Linked DNA regions of Mus musculus: region 1 is linked to region 2. Evidence: chromatin loops called from intact Hi-C (ENCODE). Cell type or tissue: left cerebral cortex. All regions are shown on one strand.

Region 1 (2,500 bases), 100 kb after region 2:
TTTTAAAAATAATAAAAGAAGGAAGCTACAGTTTTTGGATATAGCATAAAAAATATCATCACTGTTACCCCCCTCAAAGATATTAAGCACTGTTGACTTTCTAATTCTATGTACATGGAGAGCATTCTTCATTTTAAACAAAACCAAGCCACAGTGAACATAGTACAACCGTAGATGGCAAAGCAGTTGGATGGACGGCAGGAAGATGTTAAAGACATCTGCCAAACGGTGAAGCACTGCATTCTCCCTGCTAATTTAACTTTGCTCAATCAATATGTAATTTATGTTAACAAGTAACAGGTTTATAAATTTTATTTTAAATACCTGTAAGCGTTGACGTGATAGCTCTGTCATAATACCAAGAACTTTTAGAAATTTTAAGGGAGTCCAAGACTGCTTGCTACATTAAGAGCGCACGGATAGGCTAGAATCCAGGTTATTGAAGGGGCCCTCTTTTGAGATTTTAATGCTTCTTAGGGAAGCAGTTCCTTGATAGAGAAGATGGTGTTCATTCTGGACCAGAACTACAGAGTTTTAAGGGTCCTCTCCCTGCTGCTGCTTGAGAAATTAACCCATGCAATGGCACACAACCTAAAACACCTTTAACTGACACAAAACTTCTTCTTTTGTGACACATTGTAGACCCTCTATCTAATTTCATCAGTAATTTAACAAGGGCAATGCAAAGCAAGTGATTAGGTGGAGATCAGACATTTAAAGGAAGCCGCCCGTAGCCACTCACACACCAACAGCGTATTGCCATTTGGGAGGCTAAGAAAGAAAAGCAAAGCACCGAGCATTTAGGAACACAGCGAGCTCCTCTACTGCACGGGGATTATGCCAACAATAATTCAAGGCAGCAGCGCGTTTCCAAAATCTGCCCTAGTGCAGATGCCAAAAGCAATCTGCTATTGTTGTTCTGTTAGTTCTTGGAGGTGGCATTTTCCATTTTCTTTCGCAACAAGGTAGGTCGAGACAATAAGGACTATGTAGGTGGTGGTGTTATGCTGGTGACAGCCTTTGTGACAAATGTGTGCAGCTACTCTTCTCTCAGAGAAGTCTGAATTTAGTCACACTCGGTGCTTATTGGAATCATAATGTCTTTCTTTTTACTTGCAGATTGACGTCACCTCTTTTGCCAAGAACTGCCATGAAGACACGTGTAACTGTAACCTGGGTGGGGACTGTGAATGCCTATGTACCAGTGTGGCCGCATACGCTTACAAATGCTGCCAGGAAGGGGTGCCTGTTCACTGGAGGTCACCCACTGTCTGTGGTGGGTACTTGCATAGGACATCATTAAGGGGACAGCTTTTAAAAAGATCCAAATTAATTGCTATTTTACAGGGGAGTAATGACATGAAACTCGGGGGAACTATAATTAGTTTTAGTTTTCTAGATTTCAGTCTTTTGACAATCACAAACTATCATATGTCAAAGTGAAAAGAACGTTTTAAGTTTTCTGTTGTGTTTGGCTGCTGTTCCTGCAACTTCTCAAATATAAATTATGTGCCATCCTCACAGAAGTTGTTTATGATTCCAATCTTCTTATGCCTGTGAGGTTTTATCCTTCTGATAGATAATAAGGGGGTTCTTTTCAAAGCTCATCTTGATTTCCTTTCCGATTTGACTCCTTAATCATTTCATTTACTTATGTGGGTGGTTAGTCATCTGAAGAACCGATGACAATTGGGACAGTTTCTGTGCTTGGCTTCTAATTTGCCAAGCATCTGTCTTCCTTTAAAATAATGTCATGAGACTTATTTCATTGAAACACATCATCTCAAAAAAAAAGTACCCTTTGAGCAAGACCTCGTTGGATACACTTGTATCTTGGTACCAGATCAGCTGAGGTAACAGTGAGTTTAAAGCTGGTCTAGGGTATAAGTGGGACTTTTTAAAAAACATCAGCTATAACACACGCATAGACACACCATAGACACACACACACACACACATGCACACACTCATATACATATATGTGCTCTCTCTCTCTCTCTCTCTCTCACACACACTCATATATATACATGTATGTGTACATTCTCTCTCTCTCTCTCTCTCTCTCTCTCTCTCTCTCTCTCTCTCTCTCTTTCTCTCTCACACACACACACAATGGCCTTTGCTTGTAGGAAGTTTCTAAATAATGATATCATCCTCCATTATTTTATGTAGTTAACAAATGAATGTCCCTGTGTTGCAATACTAATATAAATAATATTTAATTTATATGCAATTTAATATCTACTTTCCTTTTTTTTAGCCCTTGACTGTGAATATTATAATCAAGGTATGTGATGCTTTAATGAATATTGCTGCAATATTATATCATATATTTTTCAGATAAAACTCTTTGAACAATTTATACCATGAATAAAACACAAATAGTCCAGGAATTGAATGACAAATTTAGAAAAGCTTTTTCTTCTACAATTGATCTAATTTTCTGAGGACTGGTGTTAAAATTTATTTTCTAAAAATAAGTGTGTAATTCAGGTTATTT
Region 2 (2,500 bases):
TACCAGTATTGGGCAGGACAGTGTGCTTTGCTTAATCCACTAATTTAATGCTAATGTCACCCAGAAACTCAGAACACTTTGTTCTAATACCTACACACCTTGTTATCCCACAAAACTGACACATAAAAACCAATCATCATAAATAAGCTTCTTTCTGTAAGCTATTATTGTGTAGCAATTTCCCCCCAAAGATAAAACATTCATCTTGAAAGAAGCTGGTTAAGACTCAGGATACCTTCCTTTAGGGAGATAAAGCATTCCTAAAACTCAGGAAGTAAACAACTCCAAAGGCCCAGGAAGTCCCTGAAACCAACCAGATTCACTAGCTCCCTCCCCTTCCAGAAGGCTTATATAAATAGGACTACCAAACAACATTTTTCAGACAAGCTCAGATTCTTAGAAGATGTTTGAACCAGCCAAGTTGCCTGGAAAACAAACCAATTCAGTTGTTTGGGATAGATTCAGACCAACTGAATTGCCTCTAACCCAAACTCTCTGACTTCTTGGGCTGTCTGCAAGCTATGCAATGAGTTTCAGAGATCCATCTTTCATGAGTTTCCACTGATGCTGAGGTGGGCTTTTGGTGATGTCTTCTAGTCATTTCTCTTTGTGTAAGTAACCTATTACCCATACTCTTATAAGTAACTTTAGTAAGATCATTGGTTTACCAAGTTAGACTTTGGTTGAGTACTTACTTGTTATTGATTTCCTATCTAGGATGAATAGACATTCATTCATCTCTTCTAAGAATTGTGCTATACAACAGCTATGTTGTCACCAGCAACAAAAATACTAATCAAGTTAGTCCAAGTTAAATGTAAGTTATTGGATAGATGTCATGAAATCAGTTGTTTCTTTGCTCCTTTCAGAGCAACTGCCTCATTCTATTTCTCTTTGCAAAACTCCTGATTATGTTTTCTCATTTAATAACATAAATGTGGATGATAATAGCTACCATCTTTAATTCTGTTTGGGACTACAAAGGCAGGACCCATAACCTTAGGAAAACAAATAACTTTTGTCTCTCTAGGAGACATGTGTTCATTTGATTGAGAACTAAGTGCCTGTACTGGTGGACAAAGAATGTGAGTGCTCTTTTGTTACTGTACCAGTTATCACTGACTTAGTGACTTAACACAATACAAATATAAGTGATGGATCTGGAATCTGAGGTTGTTGTTGCACTTGGCTAACAACAATACACCAGTAGGGCTGAAGCTCCAGAAGAAAATCCATTCCTTTGCCCCTTATAGTTTCTGGAAGCTGTCTTCTTCTTCCATAAGCATTTCACTCTGACTCTTTCTCAGTACTTATCCTCTCTACACTGGGCTCTTGGCATTCTGTGGAATAATCTTCCACTCTAGGAAGCACAGCTGCACCTTTCATGTGTGATTCATCTCCCAGGTTCTTTGAATTAGGACACAGACATCTTTTCCCAGAGAGAACAGCATACCACACCTATCCAGTTGGGAGTTTTGTAGGTATATTGCCAATGGACCAAAGGCTGTGAATGACTGGGAGGAACTGCTTTGTATAAGGAACCTAGAAAGAGTAGGAAAGCAAAATAACATGCCCATGCCATCTTCCCAGATAATCAGCTTCTCTGCAGTGGGCAAGGATGCCCAGCTTTAACTCTCCCTACTTCGTTTTCTTCACATTCTACTTCTTTGCTTTCCAGAGGAATTCAAATCACTATATTTATAATTTTCCTATGTACCTTTTCCCCTACTTGTCTTGCATTCTCTTTTTGTAAAGTCAGATTTATTCATTATCAAAATATAGATGTCTAATGTCCTTAGACTCAATCAGAAAACATGAACTGGGAATCTGTGCATCTGATATGCTCCCTAGGGAATTCCTGAACACAGTTAAAGAGCTGCCACTGTGTTCTAAGTAAAGTTGATAAACTTATCTTGTTAGAAGAGAAGACCGAAGAAAAGCTTCTAAGGGAACTAGGGCATTCTCACTGCAGCTTTTGGGAGATAATGATAACAATTTTGTATGTAACTTAGTAAGAGTCTAATTCAGGCCCAGAGTAGGGAAGAGGTCACATTAAGATAAGGGGTAGATTCTTGGGGGTTTGACCAACTGTTATTTGATTCTTAGGTCACAATGAAGAACTTGGTCTCCTCTGTCATTTTCATGCTGATCTGTGGTCTGCTGAAAAATCTCGATAATGCCATATCTTCAAAGACAATTCACTAGCCACCTTTCCAATTCAGAGCAACTTTGTGATCAAACTGACATTTGACACCATCCAGTTGTTACAATGGCAACCATCATAAGCTAGGTTGCTGGTATTTGAATTGGAATCTTAGTATGATAGGAAACCGTCTAATCATGGCACTGGGGAATCTGAATAGTTTGGTTTTATAATTTGTGTAATATGCTCCAAAGAGGAGTTGTTTTGATGTGCTTTCTTTAAAAAAAAAGCAACTTTTCAGTTATTTGTTTTGAATAATTTTCACTCATAACTAAGCTGAGAAGGAAAGCTGTAATT

What was found. A loop is a pair of places that touch in the nucleus more often than their neighbours do. Peaks named below come from ENCODE experiments on the same cell type or tissue, not always from the same donor. Only the 100,000 strongest peaks of a DNase experiment are listed, where the experiment ranks them.
Region 1: it touches region 2 in a loop (5-fold over the local background); 14 of 42 quality-filtered maps call a loop at or near these places.

Annotation. Positions count from the first base shown.
Region 1 is chr10:107,812,689-107,815,188 of GRCm38, reverse strand. Otogl (otogelin-like) reads left to right here. Exons shown (of 58, transcript NM_001177567.2): 30 at 1,120-1,276; 31 at 2,261-2,287. Among named protein-coding and RNA genes, the nearest start is that of Ptprq, 94 kb to the right of the region's middle. In left cerebral cortex, no CTCF peak of the experiment used is centred here; a DNase peak (open chromatin) is centred at 937; H3K4me3 peaks cover 464 bases.
Region 2 is chr10:107,916,129-107,918,628 of GRCm38, reverse strand. No RefSeq gene overlaps it. Among named protein-coding and RNA genes, the nearest start is that of Otogl, 5.0 kb to the right of the region's middle. In left cerebral cortex, no CTCF peak of the experiment used is centred here; no DNase peak of the experiment used is centred here.